Regions from separate parts of the Homo sapiens genome. Here region 2 is linked to region 1. The links are chromatin loops, found by intact Hi-C in ENCODE. Cell type or tissue: heart right ventricle. All regions are shown on one strand. Each heading gives the region's core, and the rest is flanking DNA. Links, peaks and the distances in the headings are about the cores only.

The links. Peaks named below come from ENCODE experiments on the same cell type or tissue, not always from the same donor. Only the 100,000 strongest peaks of a DNase experiment are listed, where the experiment ranks them.
Region 2: it touches region 1 in a loop (2.3-fold over the local background); 5 of 110 quality-filtered maps call a loop at or near these places.

Annotation. Positions count from the first base shown.
Region 1 is chr15:26,255,725-26,267,289 of GRCh38, reverse strand. LOC124903568 (a long non-coding RNA gene) reads right to left here and starts at 5,618. Exons shown (of 2, transcript XR_007064787.1): 1 at 5,315-5,618; 2 at 1,372-2,526. RefSeq lists an enhancer at 6,423-6,922. In heart right ventricle, for the core only: a CTCF peak has its summit at 6,566 (motif pointing right); DNase peaks (open chromatin) are centred at 5,139, 5,679 and 6,456; H3K4me3 peaks cover 1,608 bases; H3K27ac peaks cover 2,767 bases; H3K27me3 peaks cover 203 bases.
Region 2 is chr15:26,174,363-26,185,927 of GRCh38, reverse strand. No RefSeq gene overlaps it. Among named protein-coding and RNA genes, the nearest start is that of LINC00929, 64 kb to the right of the region's middle. RefSeq lists enhancers at 8,185-8,684, 8,685-9,186. In heart right ventricle, for the core only: a CTCF peak has its summit at 5,847 (motif pointing left); no DNase peak of the experiment used is centred there.

The sequences.
Region 1 (11,565 bases), core at 1,721-9,720:
TGTGAGATGGTATCTCATTGTGGTTTTGATTTGCATTTCTCGAAGCAGAGGTTTTCTTATTTGTTTTTGGTTGGTTTGGTTTTGTCCCCAGGGCCCAGGGTACACTGAATTGTTGAGGTAGACATAAACAAGCTGTTACCTATCTGTCTCTTTCTCCTCTTTCACAAGTTTTACACCGACTTTTTAGGGCTCATTCTCTGATTGTCTTTTATAACAGAATTGTACTCCATATCTGATGATTCGGGCTCCAAGTATCCCAACTTAGTTACTTCTGGGTCTGCAACTCCTGGACACTGGTTGAAGGACCTCCTGTTTTCCTTGGGTTGCTTGGTAACAACAGTGAATGATCAGTGTTTTTGAAGTGAATTATGTATTACTGCTCTAATCAACACCTAAAAGAATGCCTAAACCTTCCAGGCACTCTGGAGAAATAGTCAATACTTTCTACTTATCCTTTGGAAGGAATTCCTCCTCTTGTCCTTGAATATTTATAATGATGGTTAGTATTTTATTACATATTCTACATGTAATAGTGAATATATCACAGCATTCAGAGAAATGTTGTTTCAATTTACCTCCAGCCTTGAAGGGTTTTGCTTTGTTTTGTTATTTTATTTTAGTTTTTGAGATGGAGTCTCACTCTGTCGCCCAGGCTGGAGTACAATGGCATGATCTTGGCTCACTGCAACCTCTGCCTCCCATGTTCAAGAAATTCTCCTGCCTCAGCCTCCCAAGTAGCTGGGACTACAGGCATGTGCCACCACATCCAGCTAATTTTTGTATTTTTTAGTAGAGACAGGGTTTCACCAAGTTGGCCAGGCTGGTCTCGAACTCCTGACCTCAAGTGATCCACCTGCCTCGGCCTCCCAAAGTGCTGGAATTACAGGCGTGAGCCACCACGCTAGGCCTGAAGGTTTTTTTTTCTCTACTTTTGCAAGAGATTAGATACAATTCAAAAGTAATGCAGCAGAAATTCGATAACTCGTTTGGGCCAAAACATTGCTTTATTTGTGGGTCTGCACCTTTATGGAAATTGTTGTAATGTAAAAAAGTATTCAACCCACCCATCTGTTGCTACCAAGTCAATTTTCATAACTGTGTACTAAAGGGTATTTATTGTCTTTGTGTATTTAATTTTCTTTATTATATTTGTACTTATTTTTCTTTATTACATTTTCTTCTGAACTATATATTTCCTTTATCTATGATGATCTGTTTAGTTTTATAATTATAATTTTATAATTGCCTAGGTGATTTGTAAGCATGTTCAAGGATGCAGAGATCTTCTTTCCCTAAGGTCAACTGCAAAGAAAGGAAACCAGGCAATAATAATAACAACAGAGGAAGGTATGAGAAGAATCAGTGAAGTAATTAGAAAACAAATTTGCTTATTATTGCAAAAAAAGAATTATTGCTAAGATACATGAGATCAATAACAATGGTTACAAAAGGGATTGAGATGGAAGCAAGATTTCTTTTTCTTGTGGTTGTGAGGTTGACAACTTATTTTCAAATGAGTCAAAACAAACATTGAGATGGATAGGTAGATGAGAGGTGACTGGCAGATAGGCAATAGATTCATAGAGTATAGATAACAGATAGATGGAGATAGATGTTTACTAAACAAACAGAAGAGTGATAGATGGTGGCTATATAAAGCCAGTGTGGCAACATTCATAACAGTGAGGTAACACTTGACATGAGAAAAAGGCAAAACATCAGATGAAATAGACTATCTTAAACCTCGTATCATAAATTTCTAAACCATAAACGTTTCTTCAGAGAGACTTCAAGTTTATGTGGTGTGTATAAAGTATTTCTAACACACTCTTTTCTTAAAAAAAAACAACAACAACAAAAAAAACACTGTAAATAACAGAAAGAATAACAACCAGCATAGAAACCATGACTTCATGTTCAATGAGCGGAGACAAATATTAGGTGAGAAAGGCTAAATTCCTAAGAGGGTGAAGGAGGAAGTCTTCAAAGTAGTGGTCACACAGAGGCTGGGGTCTACAGCGACTGTGCAAATCCCCCAGCGGGTAAGGGAGGAGGAAGGTGGCTGGCTGGTGGTACAATGCAGGGATGCAGTGCGGATGTGAAAGGTATGGTGTGTTTGGGGCTACGATCAGACATGGAGGGCTGTAAGTCATGATGGGTTAAGGTTGTACATTTTCTGTCAGTGATGAAAAACTGCTGTGTATTAGATGGTAAGGGCATGACTGCACTTATCTCTGGAGAGAGCTCACTGGCTGCAGGAGAAAGCTGAGTTAGAAGATGTTGAAAGAGGCCATCCACATGGTGTCCATCCACACGGTGGTCAACATGCAGGGCTCTGGGGGCCCTGACTCAGTGATGGTTTGGCCTCAGAGTCAGGCCTTGAGGACAGAAGCGGCTTGTCTTGCCAGCCACCAAATTCCCCATGCCCAGCACTCTGCCCGGCATGAATTTCCAAAATCTCTTGTTTCGGTGACTGGAATGACCGGAGTGCCCTTTTCCAAAGCAGGAAATAGATGAGAAAGTGCCCTGAGGTAGAAAATACAGAAGTGAGATTGATTTAGGGGTGAAAAACAGAGTCAGGTCTCGGAGAAAAGGCTCGTCATGCTTGGTAACGCTGGTGAGAACCTGGAATTGTTTGTTAGTGTTGTTGTGTGTGTGTTTTGGTCACGTAAATGTCTATAATCAGAATGTCTACACTGATATTGTGTCTTTTAAGATAAATAGTTCATACCCCCAATGGTAATGGTACCCAAAAGTTAATGCCCAATGGGGGTATTAACTTTTAATTTTGTACTGAACCTAATTGCTGTGCTTCAGAAGATCAAGGAGGAAAAGAAGAATCACTAGATCAGTGGTTCTCCATGTGAGCTGCTCCTTTGAATTATCTGAGGCTCTTCACAAATAATAATGGTGCCCAGCACACACCTCCAGGCCCCGGTTATAGCAGAATGTCTGGGGTTGGGGGGATCCTGGAGTCAAGCTCCCCAGGTGATTACAATTGCAACCAAGAGAATGAGCCTTTGTACAACAGTAAAAACAGGGGCTATTCAAAAGTAGAAACATTTTTTTAACTTTCATTAATGTAATCATTTCATTAATTCTTCTAGTAAAATATAGAGCCTTAATTTGGAGGCATTCCTGATAATTTAAAAATTATTGTTCTTCATACATTTATGTTAACTCAAAAATTAAATGAAATCCATTGCTTGAGTTTGACTCCTACGAGCCACATTGGGAAATGACTGAGTTGGAGTAAAAGCAATGAACCTTGGTTGAACTGAAGGGAGTCCACCTGTCTCTAGTAATCAACTGTATATAATATGAATAGGTGCTGCTACTAAGTTCTCTAAATACTTAGTGTTTTTTACAAATTCTCTAAGTACTTTTTGCTAGACCTCAGATTCACTGTCTGAAAAATAAGGTAGCTGGACATTAAGATTTCTAGATGAAATCTAGAAATAGATTTTATTTTATTTCTTTGTCATCTCTTAATTTTAAAGAAAACGTGTAATATATTTTTCATTCATTCTATTCATATTTGAATTTCTGAGTAAAGCTGCCATATATATGTATAACAAAAATAGTCATATTGAAATATTCATTTCAAAAGCTATCCTTAATTTAAGGCCTAGTGCCATTTTGATACCATTTTATACATCATTCTTAGAAAATACATTTCTGTATGACCTACATATGTATCTATATTGATATATTCATTATATTTTACATATGCACACACATACACACACACATATATATGTGCTTATCCAAGCATTGGATGTGCTTATCTTTGACAAAATCAATAATTCCTATTTGTTTACATGTCAAGCTTGGGGAATTATGAAGCACTGGAGCTTATACTTGGAACTCAACTTGTGTAGAACTAAGTTCTGCATATTCAGCTTTCTAAAGCCCTCATTTGGCACCTCCACCTCCTTTCAGGTCTCCACCCCCTTTCTAATGTTGTAACTTGTGCATTGATCTCCATCTGTCTTCATCTGAGAGACCTGCAGATATACGAGGGCTAGAGGAAAGGAGTCATCAATATCAGCTGTGGGTCAACATCTCCATCATCAACTTAAAACTGATTGGATGAATACATCAGGATAAGGCAGCGAGTTCTAGACACACCACAGACAGAAAAAGGTTGACCCAAGTCTTCTTGTATGAAGGGTTCTGCTCCTAAGTGTAAACCATGCCCTGGAGGACGTCAGGGCCAGCTGGTACCATCCACCTCTCCCTCCCACCAGACACTGCCCCTCCATCCTGCTGTGGGAGTCTGCAGAGGGACTCCCAAAGTGACAGTGCTTCAGCAGCCTCAAGCAGCAGGACCCTGAATTACAGCTTAGAGAAGACAGCCTTAGGGAGAACACTTCGGGCCCCATCAACGACGCCCTTGGGGAATCTGTGGGTGATTCCTCCACAGGCCCTGACCCGAAGGCTTCTGTGCTGACTTCCTTTCCTATACACATACGTCAACTTTCAACCTATTCCACACCCACTGCTTTTAAGAATAGACAACTAATGGAAGGTGAATTCCCATTGCAATCCATACGTGTATTGAATTTTCATGATTCAAATACACACTTTATCTTTGCAATTTCTCTTATTTCTCTACAATAATGTCATTAGTCCTAAAAACTACTAATGATACAATGCCTATAAATGAACTTAAAATTCAGAGTATAATTATGACTAGAAAGCAAACAATATAGAACACGATTGCAAGAATATTTCCAGCCCAGTGTAAGAGTTATTTTGATGTGCTGTTTCATTTTATTACATTAGCTATTTCCCTACTATCGAGCCTTTGTCTTTTCCCAACAATTGATGCTGAACCTTAATCCCACTGAAGTAAATGGAATAGTGTCCCCGCAAGTTCATGTTTTCCCAGAACCTCAAAATGTGACTTTATTGGAATAGAGCCTTGCAGATGTAATTATTTAAGATGTATTTATCTCAAGATGAAATCATCTTGGATTTAGAGTACATTCTAAATCCTGTGGTGTCTTTGTAAAAGGATACGGAGGTTTGAGAGACACACAGAGAAGGCTGTGTGAACACAGTAACAGAGACAGAGGTAAGAATGCCACGTCGACAGCCAGGGGTGTCCAAGGACTGCCAGCAGCCAGCGGATGCCAGCAAAGAGGCATGGAACTGATTGTCCTGCAGAGCCTCCAGAAGGAGCCAACCCTGACACCACCTTGATTTTGGACTTACGACCTCCTGAACTGTGAGAGAATAAATATGTGTTGTTTGAAGCCATCCAGTTGGTTATAATGTGTACAGCAGCCACAGGAAATTATGCACTTACCTTTCGGAATCAGTGTCATCAGACAGGCAGGGTGCTGGCATGCGGGTCCTGTCTGCCTTGCTGCACTGACTGCTAGGTGCCCCTCCCGCCACCCTTTGAGTGGCACGCTGACACTCAAAAATTCCCAGAGATGCCCTTTGAGATCGTCAAAGTTCAGATACTGGAAAGAGACAGACAGTTCTACAAGTGGCTGTAAACTGTTCATTCTTGTCTAGGACTTCCACTCTCCATAACCATCCTTCCGCTCCTCTGCTTAGCTGTGGGTCATGCTGAACCTAGAGGAGCTAGCACCAGCCCCAGAGTTCTCAGATTCCCCAGAGCCTGACTGATGTTTTCATCTCTGCACAGGCCCACTGTGTCTGCACCTCCCTCCTCGTGTGACATCTCACACCACCGTCCCCGCCAGCTCGGCATTCCTCTCATAGCCTGGATCTGTTATACTCATGGGTCATAGCAAAGCTCTCTTCTCAGATCTCCAAATTTGGCTCTGGACACATGAAGGCCAGGATTTTGCCATTATGGCCTCTGAAAAGGGTGATTGAAACTAAAAATTGAGCAATGGATTTTTTGTTTCTATAGGTGGTATCTGCCCTCTCTTAGAAGTGATAAATGCTGTTGATATGGTGGGTGGGAGGCTGCAGGGTGACCTGCTTTACTGTAAATTGAAAATACACTAGCTAATCATTTTTCAAGACATTATCTAACTACACAGCCTTCCATCATTCACTGATTCTGTTTTCAAGTAACTACTGTGTACCAGACCCTAGAGGTGATGGGAGCATTCTTGACTTCAGGAACCTCATGGTAAACAAATGTCATGAGCATGGCAATAGTGATTACAATGCACGGTAACAAGGTCTTCACAGGTATATGCACTGGCTCTGCTACAAGCTTTTTGGGGAGCAAAAGTCCTCCAGCTTTCTGCAGCCCCGCTGCCAGCCTGTCCCCATCACTTTTATAGCGCGAGCTTTTATAACCAGGGGTAGTATATAACAATTTAACCAGGGACATGAGCACGAGTATCCACAAAGCGATGACCAGTCAGCGTGGAAACGGCCGTAAACAACCCATGCTCGCCCTGCCCCACCCTGGCTGTTTTCTCACTTGGACTATTTGGAGACCTCTTTAGCAGTCATTGCAGGGCGGGGGTGGGGGTGCTGGTCATTACTCCCTGAAACCCCTCTTTCTCCGTAGGAGGTGAAGGACAGCGATGCTCTGCCCAACACAAGGCCTGTTGCGCTTCGTGACCTCCAGGGGGAGCCCAAGGCTCTTCCCCAGAGAAGAACTGCACTTGAAGACAGCTCTGGTGTTCAGGAGGAGGGGGTCCTCCTGGCCTTCTTATGGGAAGTTGCGTGTTTCAGGGAAGACAAATAGAGGCTCTCTCTGTGCCCACCACGTTTGGCAGCCAAGGAGGCCCCTTCTCTTTGGACCATTTCCCTTCCTGCAGCAGTTGGTCTCTGAGGCCACTGCCCTTGCTGCCCGTGGTGGAACGCATGCTCTCAGGCAGCTTTTCTGGACCTCACTTCTGCTGCTCCTGGGAAGTGCCCTCTCATAGGGTTGCCAGATAAAATATGGGATGCCCAATTGAATCTGAATTCAAGATAAGTAGCAATAACGCTTTGGTATCAGTGGGTCCCAGATGTTGCATGGGCGATACCACCTCTGGGTGCCTACACAGTGGGGCTGGGCCCCCCCATTGACTTCGCCCAACACTTGGGATCCTGCCTGGCGCTGGGAGCCAGAGCTTGTCTAGATGCACTGTCTATCATGACCAAGTCAGTACTAGGATGTTTCTGGACCCCAGCTTGGTCCTGGTGAAGCTCCATGATGACAACCTGCCTTCTGCTAACCACTCTGCTCACTTTGCAATCTCTAATCCGTTTTGTGGATCCAGTCTCAAGCCACGCCACTGGGCCTGAGGGAAAGAGTGGAGTGGTGGTCTCAAGATGAACACACAACAGACCCGAGACTTAGTTCCATCTTGTGAAAGCCTGTTCTAGAGGGGTTGAGAAATAGAGTTGTCGTGGTTGTTTTTAATGCCTGGAATGCATCAGGTTTAATTTAAAGATCAAAAATACAGTTATATTTTACATTCTTAAATCCTGAAGAAAAATGTGCTCTACCCAATTGCTTTCAGCTATGACTGCAAGTGGTGACATTCTGCTGGTGGCATTCAGAGTTCTATCTTTGAATGCCATGGTAATCACTTGCTTCCCTTCAAGTCTGTCGTGTCTGGCATGAAATTTAAGAATTTAAAATACCAGATCAGCAGGCTCACACCCAACAGACATGGCACATCTAAATATGCAGTTAATGACTACCCAAGGGGGCTATTTCAATGTAAAAAGTGAGGCAAGTAGTGACTGACAGTAAGACAAAAACAAAAACAAATTAAAAATCTAAACTAGATAAACTAGAAATAAGTACTTTAACAGAATGGTACTAGTGTTCAAGGTTATAGATCAGAAATTTGATCACCATTGTTCTACTCTTTGCTTCTAGGATATCAACTTTAAGAATTTTTTTTTTTTTAGATTCTACATATAAGTGAGATCCTGCAGTATTTGTCTTTCTGTGACTGGGAAGGGGGATGGGGAGGACAGAGAGAGGTTGACAAATGGATACAAAGTTACAGTTAGGAGGAAGAAGTTCTGGTATCTTATTGCATAGTTGGATGAGAATGATTAACAGTAAGATACCATAGATTACAAAATAGCTGAAGAGAGACTTTTGAATGTTCCCACCACCAAGAAATGACAAATGCAGGCCGGGCGCCGTGGCTCACGCCTGTAATCCCAGCACTTTGGGAGGCCAAGGTGGGTGGATCACGAGGTCAGGAGATCGAGACCATCCTGGCTAACACGGTGAAACCTCGTCTCTACTAAAAACACAAAAATTAGCTGGGTGTGGTGGCACATGCCTGTAATCCCAGCTACTCAGCAGGCTGAGGCAGGAGAATCGTTTGAACCAGGGAGTCAGAGGTTTCAGTGAGCTGAGATCACGCCACAGCACTCCAGCCTGGTGACGGAGTGAGACTCTGTCTCAAAAAAAAAAAAAAAAAAAAAAAAAGGACAAATGCATGAAGCGATGGACATGCTAAATACTCTGATTTAATCCTTATACAACGTATATATGTATTGGAACATCAAATTAGAGCCCATAAATATGTACAATAACAATGTATCAATTAAACAATTAATCAATTAATTAAGAAACAAATTTGAGATTCCCCTACTTATGATGTGCACAGGTTGGATAAATTCAGCTCTCTCTGGCTTGCTCAGGGAAGATGCCCAACCAGATCAAGAATCTTCAGGCAGCCCTCAGCTCCAAGGATGTGAAGCATCGGGCAAGCTCTGGGAGAAGGAGTTCTGCTGCCTTGATTGTTTTGCACCATCCCCAGTATGCACATGGCACAGAGTAGATGCTCAATTAGTGTTTGTTGAATTAATCCATTGACTTAAATTTAAAAGTGGAAGGCTGGGCATGGTGGCTCACGCCTGTACTCCCAGCACTTTGTGAGGCCGAGATGGGCGGATCATGAGGTCAGGAGATCGAGACCATCCTGGCTAACATGGTGAAACCCCATCTCTACTAAAAATACCAAAAATTAGCCAGGCGTGGTGGTGGGCGCCTGTAGTCCCAGCTACTCAGGAGGCTGAGGCAGGAGAATGGCATGAACCCAGGAGGCGGAGCTTGCAGTGAGCCGAGATCATACCACTGCACTCCAGCCTGGGTGACAGAGTGAGACTCCATCTCAAAAAAAAAAAAAAAGTGGAAGATTATACACACAAACACACACACACACATATATATATGGAAAAATCTTCCCCCCAGTGTTGATTACAAAATCAACTCTAATAAATAGGTGAATTTGGCATCTCTCCTTTCTGCAACTTCCTTCTATCCATTGACTTCATGCATATTGAGTAAAATATAATAATATGCCTCTAATGTAGACATGGCCAGAAATCCGTTCTGGAAAATTGCTGGTACTTTCAACATTTTGCACAATCATTATGAGCTTGAGAATCAGGGTACACCTGCATTCTAACGATGTTCCAACCCTCACTCATAGCTAAATGTACAAATATTAAGTCATTCTCTAATTTGGAAAGAGCAAAGTCTCATATTTAGCAGGTCTATTTCTGATACTGCACACATAGAGTAGTTTCAGGTATAGCCAGTGATTAAATAGAATCTGGGAAGTAATTTAGCAATGCTGCAGGAAAGTGGCAGATGAAAAATAATGTGAGCAAGAGCAAAATAACACATCTAGAAAAAGAAAAAGAAGCTTAAGCTATTTTCGTAAGATTCTGAGCTTTATGAACTTTCAGCTAGGATCCAAGAAATGGACCTATCATTCACTATAAACCATTTACTGAAGACATTATTTAAATGTGTTGCTGCTGCTACCAGAAAGGTCAGCCAAAATGTTCTAATTCAATAGGAAGGACTGGAAACAATCCAGAAAGGATTACTTCCCTATGTGCAAAATCATGGCATGTCTTACACCCCAGTTGTGCCGTTGCCTGAAGTTCTAGTTGCTGGAGAACAAGAATGTTCTAGCAGGACCAGAATCAGCTCGAATAAAGGAAGCTGAAATAATTTTTATGATGGAGACACTTGTTAGAGGACAGAAACAATCTCTTTTACATTGTGTGATAAATAATAATAAGAGGTTGGCCAGGTGCAGCGGCTCATGCTTGCAATCTCAACATATTGGGAGGCTCGGGTGGGAGGATAGCTTGAGGCCAGGAGTTTGAGAATAGCCTGGGCAACATAGTGAGACTTCTTCTCTACAAAAAAAAAAAAAAAAAAAAAATTAGCCAGGCTGCTAGCCTGTGCCTGTGGTCTTAGCTACTCAGGAGGCTGAGGCAGAAAGACTGCTTGAGCCAAGGAATTGGAGGCTGCAGTGAGCTATGATCATGCCACTGAATTCCACCCTGGGCAACTGAGCGAGATGCTGTCTTTAAAAAAAAAAAAGAAAGAAAGAAAGGAAAAAAGAAGAAATAAAACTGAAATTTAGAAAAGTAAAAATTGGACCTCAACCATGCCTTTGGAGTTCCATGTACATGTTTAGGAGAGATGAATAATGATATTAATTTACAAAACAAAAGAAAAATTATCTTATTAACTTAAGTAGTGGTAAAGTTGGAAAATCTAAAGTTCTAAAAGACTTGAGAGAAATACACCTCTTATAATTTGAGTTTATTGAAAACAAATACTATTTGGAAAGATATTTTGAATGAAACAACATTCCTGCAAAATGCTTCACCCCGGAGGCAATAAGCAAACCCAGTGCCCAGACACTGGTTCCTTACACCATACTTCAATACACGGAATCAGGGTGCCATGAAGAAATGGCTGATTCTAGGGTTGGGGCAGGGAATATACAATATGAGCCTAGAGCATCTTATAGTATCAGAAAGCAAACAAGTGCTCAAAAATCAAACGATGGGCTTATGAAGGGGACACAAGAGCCAACTGAAAGAGCTCCCAATGGCCAAAGCTGGAACAATTTGAGAAATAAAATAAGTAACATTGTACTGGATTATAACCTGGAGCATAAAATAAATATCCATGAGTGCATACTGGTATAAATACATGATTGCATACACAAATAAGTAGGGGAGAATAGGCAATTCTCCATGTAAAAGAATTCCAAATAATTTTATGTAGCTATTATTTCCTCCAAGAGGTGAAGCATAGCTCCACAGCCTTAAGTGTGGGCTTCTTTCCAAAGTGATTTCCAAAATAATTTCCTTCCAAAGAGCACAGCATAGGAAGAGGGAAAACAAAGTAATTTTACAGTGGAGAAATCTGATGTCTACTGCTTCAGCCAGATGATCAAAGTGAGCATCCGCAGTGATGTTGATTGTATGCACCTCTGATATGATATAATTAATATGGCACTTTCCCTCCATGGTCTTCTTCCCAAGAACCCATAAACTCAATGGGAAAAATACCTGACAAACTCAAACTAAGGAAAATTCTACAAAATAGCCAATACATCTCAAAACTGTCAAGCCCATCAAAAGCAAGACACTGTAGCCAAGAGGAGCCTGAGAAAACGACTAAATGCAATGTAGGATCCTGGATGGAATCCTGGAACAGAAAAAGATGTTAAGGAGAAACTAAAGAAATCTGAATAATGTATGGACTCAAATTAATTACAAAATGATTTATAGTGCCATGATAAGACCCAGATTTCTGGAGTGGGCATTATTGCAATTACTTTTAAAATGGGA
Region 2 (11,565 bases), core at 1,895-9,894, 82 kb after region 1:
ACCCAACCATTAGTAACAAGGATGGTGTGCTTCCATCAAAAACCAATGAAGGTTGAGTAAAGAGGAAGGTGCTGAAAAATGTTGCAAAAAGCAATTACTGACGATATCTTCAGTTAAGCAAAAACTATAAACGTAGAGATACAGCATGCTGCGCAGAACACAAATAGGATGAACCCAAAATGATCCACTCCAAGGCCTGTCGATGTCAAACTTTTGGAAACCAAAAATAAATTTAAAAATCTTGAAAGGTGTGAGAAACAGTGCCTTGCTTACAAGAGAAAATCAATTTGAATGACAGCTTATTCCTCACGATAAGCCATGAAAGCAGCACACTTTTTTATGTGCTAAATGAAAAATATTTTCAATGTATAGTTCTATAGCCAGCAAAAAAAAAAAATGCCTCCCAAAATAAGCTTCATGTCAAGGATAATAGGGAATTTTGTTTATTTCTCCCTCATCTTAATCAAAGTCTCCATTTTATACCCTGGAATTAATCCCTTACTATAGTTAATGGCAATGGGAACAACCAGATTCTGTAGATAAAACCAACTGTTAGCCAAATGGATGTGTTTACTCAAGTCTTGTGGTCCAAACATGCCAATAATAAAACACCTTGACATTGGTACCTTTCCCAAGGGTGGAAATTACTTTAAAACCTGTTATTGTGTAGAATTATGCTGTATTTAATTTATATGATGTTAAATTTGCTTTTGTGAAAACTCATTTAGAAAACTTTTTATATCCTTTTTACTTCTGGAACTGTCACATACACACTTTCAAAATATAGCAGATGAGTAAACTGCGAACATCTTCAGCAGCTGGATTATCTACTTGAACTACATTGTAGAGCTTACTGCTCAAAGTCTAGTCCCTAGCCACATATGGTTATTTAAATTTAAGTAAAACTAAAATTTACTTGCTCAATCATACTGGTCACGTTTCAAGTGCTCAGTGTGGCCAATGGCTGACATATTGGGTGCACAGATAGAAAATATTTGTATCATCCTCAAAAGATCTATTGGCAGTGCTATTTCACTGGGCTATCTGGTTCCTTTTATTTCTTGGGTCATATTTCTCTTCTTAGAGCATAGGGTTTTTTTTTTACATGAATTATGCATTTTGGAATCTAATAATATCAGATTTTAGGTGTAAGTAAGTAATATATGATGTATTCATGTTACCATCATACAACAAATCCGCTTTTGCTTCAACATTTGCCATCTTTTCTCGGTCTCTCTCTCTGCCAGAAAAGTCCACCTGCCCACTGGAAATTTTGATATGAAGTGTCCAGTAAGTGCTTTTCATTGTACTTTCAGGAGGAAACCAAAATAAAGTCTTAAGAAATTTATGGTATAAAGTACATCGGTTTGGTTAAACTAGCTTTCCCTCAAAACATACATATACATACACAAAAGGTAAATAACATCATGCAAAATTCAAAGGTCCCCAAATTTTTCTGTGGGCTTTTATTTACATGTTAATAGCATTTTATTGAAAGGCTTGAGTGTTTCTCTTCTTGCTGTCTAAAATGCCTTCGTAGTGCTCTCATGCAATTGTTTAGAACCAGTTGCTATAGTTAGCACAAACTTAATTGAAAAATTATACATGACTACCCAAATAAGTAATGGGAAATAAAATTATTAAGATTAACTTCAATAATTAGTTGTGACTAGTTCCGCTATGTCAAGGAATGTTTTACTCAAGCAACAACATAAAATATTCATGAATTCTTAAAGATGGTGATGCTGGGTTTCTGGCATCAAATATAGCTGTATGGTTAGGAAATAGCTTCAAATGCAGCACACCCTCAGGCACAGTATCAGTGTGTGGATCATTACAAAGGGAACACTCTAGTGAATCTACAGAATCGAATCCAAGAAAGCTCTGCATTGGCTTCAGTAAATGGAGCCAATGCAGTAAATGGATGGCTTCCATCCACCAGTAAATGCAGAGGCCATGTTGACTTGCCCTCCTTACTTTTCCCCCAGTGTACTACCACTTAACTCCAGCAAAATGGATTCTCAATGACTTCTTTAATTGCTGCTCGAATTTCATTAGGTCTGTCGTCCCCAAGCTTTAGAGTGCTTATGTATCAGCTGCAGAGCTCACCAAAATGCAGATTCCTGAGCTGTATCTTAGAGATTCTAATTCATTCAGTCTGGGTAGGACCCAAGAATCTGCATTTTGGAAAGCACCGCCATGTCATTGGATGCAGATGTTCCATAAACCACCCTTTGAAAAGCATGAACCAAACTCTCCCTTTCTTCATTCATTCTCTAAGCTAAATTTTTAATCATTTTGCAACGGACAAGAGCATGAGTTAGGAAACTAGGCAGGTTTGGGTTAGAATCGTACATCTCTACCTAGTCTTATTAACCTTGGACAAATTACTTATTATTTTTAATATTGAGGTTTTCCCCTCATATTGTTGTAGTTGTATTTGTCTTTACCACTATCTTCAGTGGCCATCATCAGTTTAACAACGTGCACAGTTTCTATTAAGAATCTTATGGAGGCAGAATTTCTTCTAGGCAGCTGTGTGGCATCCTTTGAAATTAGCCTAGTAACCACTAGAGACACAGGTATTTTTTTTCTATAGCTTTAAAAAGTATTACTCTTTTTTTCTCTCTCTTACTTTTTCTCTTCTCTCTCTTTTTTTTTCCTTTCTTCCTTCCTTCCATTCTGATGTTTGTTGTTAAGACTATAATTTCTCCTATATTCCCCCAAATATCATAATCTAGCAACCTGCTAGATTCAAGTCAGAAATTTCATTTCTGGAGTTTTTCAAAGGTCCATAGTCTACCTTAGGGTTCATTGAACTAGGGTTATTTTATTGGCACAGATTTTTAAAGATTGTTAAAGTTAATGTGTTTTGACTTCTGCTCCTAGCATCTTCTTGGTGGTCCCATAAAAAGAAAACTGTCCTAAGTGACTCAACCACAGCTCAGAAACATCACATCTGCATCATTACATAAGAATACTTTCTGATGTATTTTTAAGCACTATATTCATAATGTCGGTCTTTAATTCAACTTGCATGCTGTGAAATTGGTCTGTTTTATATTTGTTGAACACTTCTTTTCATTTTATTTTTGCTTGAGTCCAGCAGTTAAATCATTTTTCCCATTTTTTATGGATTGACGTGTCAGGAAATTGAGTAATTCAGCTAATTAAAAGGTCTAAACCTCATCCCAGGTAATTGATTCACTAGAGAAAATGGAAGAAAGATGTGATATAGATAGCAATGCATTCTTGATACTCTTTTGGTCTCTTTTTATTGATTCAGCACATAGTTGTGAAATTCTAATCTGTCTGAGTCACCTGGCTCAGTGGGTTCTTCCTGAGTGCATGCACATATGTGTAGATTACATACATACAACTGTCACATCAGATTCCAACTATGAGAGTAGTACGAGGTTAATCAACTTGTATTCTTTCCTCTATTTTTATAAAAAGCCAGAGAAAACACTGGGAAAATGGCTAGGCAGGCCTGAGGTACAATGGGTTTATGACTCGTTCTTATATGTGTGTAACAGGGTCTCACTGTCACCCAGGCTGGTGTGGTCATAGGTCACTGCAGCTTCGACCTGCTGCGCTGAAGCCTCCTGAGTAGCTGGAACTATAGGTGTGCACCTCCACACCTGGCTTTTTTTTTTTTTAATTTTTTTTTTACAGAGATTGGGGTCTCACTTTGTTGCCCAGGCTGGTGTCAAACTCCTGGGCTCAAGTGATCCTCCAACTTCAGCCTCTCAAAGTGCTAGGATTACACATGTAAGCCACTGCACCTGGCCCCATTTTTTATATATACTGAGCAACTGGCTTCATAAGAAGAAAATCCAGGACCTTGTGTCCTGACCAAAATAAATTAATAACAAATTTTAAACCAGCAACACATTTTTTCTTTTTCAATGAATTACATGGACATTGATATATTCATTATTTCATTTTTATCCTTGTTTTTAACCTTTACTTATTTCTTTTTTTAAGCTTTATTGGGGGTATAACTAATATATAAAATTGTACATATCTAATGTATACAATTTGATGAGTTTGGATATATGCTGTCTGTGATCTCATCACCACAATCAAGATATTAAATATATCCATCACCTCCCAAAGTTTCCTTGTGTTCGTGTGTATATGTGTGTGTGCATGTGTGCATGTATGTATATATGTGTGTATGTGTGAGCGTGTGTGTATATGTGTATGTGCGTGTGTGTATATATGTGTGTATGTGTGTTGACGTATGTATATATGTGTGTATGTTTGTAGTAAGAACACTTAGCATAAGATCTATCCTCTGAACATATTTTCAAGTGTTAACTATCTGCACTATGCTGTACAGTAGTTCTCTAGGACTTACACATCTTGCATGACTGAAACTTTATATCCATTTTCTTTTTCTTTTTTAGGAATTTCAAAATGCTGTATTTGTATTCATTTCTAAGTACCTGGATGATGCCATACTCCAACTTTATGCGGTAATAAAAAAGAACCCATCCAGATATCTGTTCCATCAGTGAAGGCCATTTGATAAAAAAAAGTTCATATCAGTCATACCGGTAAGAGAAATACTGGTATATAAGGAGATAAGTGAAAGAAAGTATTTATAAAACAAGAAAATCTGTCATGAACTTGAGCAGACTTCAGCACACACTGTGTCATGCTAATTTGTGATGAAATATAATAGAAATTTTAAGGCAAAGGACAAAGTAATTTGATCCAGGTCTTGTGTTCGAATGTTCCCTGATCGATGCAACAGAAAAAAAATATTAAACACTAATCAAGGAAATTTGTTTAGGTGTGTGATAATGATATTGTAATTATGTTTTGATTTACTTTTATTTTTATTGAAGTATATTTGACAACTGTATATATTTAAGGTATACAATTTGATCATTTGATGTACAGATACATTGTGAAATAATCACCACAAACATGTTAATTAACATATCCATCATCTCACATAGTTACCTTTTTTCTTTTTGGGTGAGAAGCTTAAGATCTGTCCTCTTAGCAAATTTGAAGTATACAGTAAGGTATCATTAACCATAGTCACTTTGCTGTGCATTAGGCTTCCAGGTTGTATTCATCTTGCTAACTGAAATTTGTGCCCCTTGACCAACATTTTCCCATTTCCCCCAATAACAAATATTTCATTTTTTAATCAACAAATTTGAACATGTTTTATGTTGCAATTAGAAACAATTGAAACAAAAGCCCTCCTCTCTGGGGCTCTGGTCTGAGAGACAGAATATAAAAGTTACAATGTCACATAAGGAGAACAGCATGAAATCTGTAGTGCAGCCTGGATTTCGGACATCTTGGTATTCAATTTCTCATGCCAGGCATTTGGCACTGCTGGGTGTTTGCTACACCTGAACTCAATTCTTGTCACCATCTTCCTGGACTCTGAAACTTGTTCCTCCTTGGTGAGTTCAAAGACAACCCTTTCTTTGAGGCCTTCCCTCATCCTTCTTCCTTTATCAACTCCATGTTACCCTCAACTTTTCTCAAGACAAAATCAGTCATTCCCTTCCCTGAGCTCCCCAAATACTTAGAACGCACCTCTGAATAGCGGCGCCCCATTTTAAGACAGGTGTGGCTTATGTTTGTTCCTCTGATTTGACTACGACCTCTGGGAAGGCAGGGTCCAGCCACTCCATGCGCTTGCAGATCCTCTGGTCCTCCATGGGTACTCAAATACATGTCCTGGGTTGTGCTGACTCAAACAGGAGGAGAGACATCGCCCCCAGGCTGCTGCGCACCCTGTGTCTGCCCCAGCTCGCCTGCTCCCTGTCTCTCTCAGGCACCACTGGGTGGTTTTGTAGCAAGGAATAATAACAGGCAGCCCTCTTGTGGATGAGCCTGAGATTAACCAGTTCTTTTTTTGTGAAAGTTAGGTAAGGTGTGATCATACAATGCCTTGACCTGCTCCACTTCCCCAGGACTGTCCCACCTTTGTGTTTCAGGTATTTCAGCACTGACGCCTCACAAGAACATGGGATGTCACCCTCAAAGCCTGTATCTGTGAGCTTGGCAGGTTTCTGAGCTTTAAGACAAATAAAATGTTTTGGCCACAAGCACATATTTATGTGGTCTGGCCCAGCTGTGATATTGGGTAAACAGCAACTTTGGTGATGAGTCAGTCCATGGACCTGTCCCATGCATGATGCGAACCTGTGCCATGCATGCAGTGAACCTGCACAATGCACTACATGAATCTGTGTGATGCATGAAGTGAAACTGTGCAGTGCTGATGTGAATCTGTGCAATGCATGGAGTGAACCCGTGCAACGCATTATGTGAATCTGTGTAATGCATGCATGGAGTGGACCTGTGCCATGCATGGTGTGGACCTGTGCCATGCACGAAGTTCCATGTGTTTTTAAACCCAGCTCCAGCCAAAGTTATGTGTTATAAATTATTCCAGATTAAATTGAAATAAATATCAAATGTCAACAGAGAACCCCATCCACTGGACCAAACCTTCCCTAAAACACAACATAGATGAGTTCCAATGTGTTCTGTCAGCCTCATAACTACCCCTGTCAGGTAATTTATAATGCAATTCAAGAAGCTGTGTGCCGTTTCCTTACCTTTTAGGCCTCTTTTTCCCCTTTGGAATATCTCACCTTTTTAAACCACAGGAATAAAACTATGGTTAGAAATGATTAAATTTTAACTTACACATTCTGAGCATGGCTCAGTGTGTAAAGGAAAATCGCTTCACATTTTGGGCAGTAAAGCGAATCTGAAGTATGTCACACGAGTAATTGTCTCCTAGGAGACCCAAGCGCACATCATTGCCATGGAGACCACCTCGGTAGGCCCTCTCTGCTTGAAATGATTAGCATGGATCATCAGCTGGGGTTTGTTTTCGGGGAGGAAAGGCTATAAATACATGGCCAAGCCTTACAAACTATGACAAGTCGTGTGCTCGAGCATGGGCTTGGGATGCAGAGATTTCCAAGTCCAGCTCTGGCATCGCAGGGGAGGACCTCATGGACTGTATCCCTAACACACCGCTTGCACGTGAGAACAGACAGGAGCAGTCAGCACCAGGGGAGAGGGCAGGCAGCCAGCGATCCAGGAGGGGGGCTCCTCCGAAAGCCAGGCTGGGGAAGACTCTCCCCAGAAGCAGCCAGCAGCCGTTCCCTCGTTTGCCTTGCCTGACCTATGCCTCTCCCTGAGTGTTTCCAAAGGGCGGCAGCCGCAGGAGAGGGCCAGTGTTCCCGAGTTGGCTAGAGGAAGAAAAAAGCGTGCCATGGGAAAAATCTATTCTGTTAGCAATTTTGAAATATACGATACATTACTATTAACTGTGGTCACCATGCAAAGCAATAGATTACTAATGCTTACTCGTCCAGTCTAACTGGAGCTTTGTACACTCGGGTCAGCATCTCTTCTCATCCCCCTCCGTCCCCCCAGCCTATGGTAATCACCTTTCTACTCTCCGCTTCCATGAGTTGAGTCTTTTCAGATTGCGTATTTAAGTGAGATTATATAGTATTTGTTTTTCTTTGCCTGGCTCTTTTCACTTAAAATAATGCCTCCAGTTCTATCCCTGTTGCCACGAATGACAGAATTTCCTTCCCTTTTAACGCTGTACGTAATCCATTGTAAGGTGGTGAGGTGATATCTTAATTAGTTTGACTGAATATTTTTAAAATGTATACATAGATCAAAATAGATACAATTAGTATTTGTCAATTAAATTAATTTTAAAAGGAAGACAAAAATGCACAGTGTTCTGTTTTTCACCTAGATTCCCTGAAACTCATTTTTGACATAATAGCAGCAAAATTGCCATGAGAACAGCTTTAGCCATCATGTTCATTGCTGTACCCAGCTACTGAACCCCTCCTGTTTCAGAAACAGGTGCAGCGCTAGGTGCTGGCGCTGTGAGCTCAGGAGCCGGGGGAGGCTCCACCTCTACCCTCAGCCAGTGGCTTTTGTTTCAGGGATTGCCAGTGCATGTGGCACACCCAGCTGCATAGAGAGAATGGGAGAGGTCAAGGAAATATTTTGAAGACGTGGTTCACTAACAGCCAGAGGATGAAAAGGAAAAGGAAAAAAATGGCTGAAAAGATAAGTGTCAGAGTGTTGCTCACTCTGTGGCAGGTGGGCCTATGAAATCCTCTTGACTGGGACTTAAGTTTTATACACAACACTGGGAAACGTGTTTTCTGAGAACGCTGTTTTAACTGATGGGAGTCTGGAGGTGATGATATCTGAACATCATGCTTTTTAACCCTCTTATATTTTATTTATTAAGTGAAGTCTTAATATTTCTTCCACTTTTCTTGGGCTCCTAAGAGCACTTTTCCAAGCGTGCAGGGCTCTGCTCTTTGAGAGCTCTGATGTTGGCCACTCCCCCGTGGCACTCTGCAGGCTGTTACAGCCACGCTGATTCCACGGCATTTAGTGAGTGCTGGTTTCCATTAGTGGGCCTGACTTCTCGGGGGTCAGTGGTGCAGACAACTGCTTCGCAGCTGGCTTGGAGGCTCCTGGTGGGAAAGGCCTGGGTGTGACTTAACTTCGTGCACTTCTTTGATTCATTCATCCATGCAAAAAACAGTCCACCAAGCACTGAAGTGTCAAGCATTGGATGAGACTGGCAGCTCCCTGGGAGAGAGGCAGCAAAGTCAAGGAGCAAATGATCTGAGGCACAGGGCAGATAGCCGGCTGCACTCTGGCCATGACGCTGAGAGAGACACTGCTAGAGCAGGGGGCCTGTCACAGCTGGACATTCAGGGAGAGCTGCACTGAAGGACAGCAGGCATTTAGCCCTGCAAAGAGACGAGGGAAAACCCCAAAGCATCCAGTCTAGGGGAAGAGACAGTGGAAAGCCCAGGGGCGACATGGGTGGGGACTGTCCTAGAACTCCAGGCAGGCCAGCATGGCAGAGGTTAGTAAGGGAAAGTGTGGGCGGGTCCCACGTCATAAGACCTGCTTGCGGGCTTTGATGGCAATCTGTGTGGAACGCAGAGCCCCTGAAGGGCCTTCAGCACGGGATCATGGTGGCACTGGAGTTTCCAAAAAGGCACTTTTTTGAAGAGGTTGGAGGGAGGTGGGAATCGAACCCGTTCAGAAGAGATGGCTGTGGCTTGACTGCGGTTGCGCTAGGCTATGGGATATCCTTCCTTGGTGCAGCTGTAATCAGGCCCCAGAAATCGGGAGAAGATGGTTAGAACGCAGGCAAAAGTGGCATCATCATCACACCAACCACTTTGGGTTACTGGCTTTGAGGAAGCCAGGATCTCTGAAACTGGGAAAGAGTATTACCGAGGAGCACTCCTATGCCCCTATAAACTCATGTGCTGCAAATTGGTCACCAGTGTGCCCTAAGCATGTATCCCCTCATCGTTCAGGAAGATGCGGGTGAGGGGTGTCTGCGGCTGCTTCAGCCCCCTCCTCTACCATTAGACACAAGCAGCCTCGTCCATCCAGCCCAGCGTGCTGCACAAATGCATCTCCTGCTGTAAGTGCATGATGGGAGAAAAGCCAGGAACACAGAAGAATCTGCCCAAAATGGTTTTTGAAGTCTGTCCTCAGGAGATAATCTCAGGGACGTAAGAGGGTTCCATGTGCAAATAAGTTACGGAACCTTTGGCAGAATGCTGCACGCTACATCTTCTGTTCACCTTTGGGGATTTATAATGCAGCAGCTTACCAGTGACTCAGAAGAGGCCCTCAGTGAGAAGCCCATTTCCAATGTCCTTTAACTTAAGATTTCTCAGACATATTTGACCATGGGGCAAGGTTCTTTTTAAACATAATACCTATTAATATTTCATAGTGGAAACATTAAGAAATGCCATCATAAACTGGGCGCAGTGGCACACACCTGTAATTCCAGCTACTCTCAAGGCTGAGGTAGGAGGATTGCTTGAGGCTCGGAGTTCAAGGCTAGCCTCAGCAACATAGCAAGACTCTGTCTCTAAAAATAAAAAATAATTTAGAAAAAGAAATGTCATTATGGGTTTTCCTAGATTAAGATGGGTGGAGGGCTTTTGAAGGAGTAGAACAGAGAAAACTGGAATCACTGAAAAAAAATGAAGCAGCCAGGATGAATGCTTATACAAAATCTGCATGTATAAACAGATTCATTCCTTTAAATATATGCATTTTCAAAGCACGTTCACTCCTGATGCCTTTTATTCTCACAAGTGTGAGGCAGGTGGTGTTGGGGCTCAGAAACTAGTAACCCTAGTAACCCAAAATACATGCTGATATGCTGAACTGAGGAAGCCTCAAGGACTCTCACCTTAACCCCCTCCGCAACGGTCTCCACCAAGGAAGCTGAATTCCTTTATCTGCGTAAGATCCAGACCCACCAAGGAGAACAAGTATCTTTCCTTCCCCTCCCTGTTATCTCATTTTCTGTTGCAGAAAAGAGGACCAAGATGTGACCACACCTGAACGCACCCTTTTAGGAATATAATGACTATCTCCAAGGGTCATTTAAATACCAGACAGAACTATTTACAAGTTAATCTTCTTTCCTGGATTCAGTCAGTCTCCCTAGCAATTATTTATTACAGCCCAATAGAATTCCTCCTCTCTCCACTGCCATAAGCTGTTTTATCAGGATCCAAGCCCCCTTTTTGGAACTATCCCCACAGGGTTGACAATAATTGCATTACAAGTTCTAGGCCGGGCAAGGTGGCTCACACCTGTAATCCCAGCACTTTGGGAGGCCGAGGCAGGCAGATGATGAGGTCAGGAGATCCAGACCATCCTGGCTAACACGGTGAAACCTTATCTCTACTAAAAATACAAAAAGATTAGCGGGCGTGGTGGCGGGCACCTGTAGTCCCAGCTGCTGGGGAGGCTGAGGCAGGAGAATGGCGTGAACCTGGGAGGCGGAGTTTGCAGTGAGCAGAGATTGCGCCACTGCACTCCAGCCTGGGCAACAGAGCGAGACTCTGTCTCAAAAAACAAAAACAAAACAAAAAAAGAATTGCATTACAGATTCTAGACAGAAATATGGTTTTTGTCCTGCAAAAGGAAAATAAAATCTCAGGACTCCAAACTCACTATGCCTAAAGGAAATGTTAAACTTGGAAACTGAGTCATGAAAAAAAAATCTGCCTTTGCTTTTGTTCCTAAGCCAAGTTTTCCTCAGGTGGCCTCCCTTGCTTTGACAATGTAAATTAACAGTTTATCCTCATGGGTACGGGATAAGATGAGACTAGAAATTGTCCCTCCTCCCATTCCCTGACCAATGCATATTTGACTTATTCCTCAACTCTAGGTTGACTTTATCTGATGTAAAGTGCAGATTTACTGAGCATAAGCCGAATGCATAATTGACTCTTCCTCTACCCCATGCTTTTCACAGGCAATGTGTGGCTTCAGTGAGCACTAATCAAATCCTCATGAGAATGTGACCATACCCTCCCTCTTTTATTTTCTTTCCTCCTTCCCTTCCTGCCTTGTTTTTTCCCCCTTCAAATGTTGTAAACTTCAAAACTCTCTTTGGAAAATGTATGGGCCATAGATCCTACTGTGGCTTGTGTCTCTTTTTCCTGGATGTGTCCTCAACCTCGGCAAAGTAAA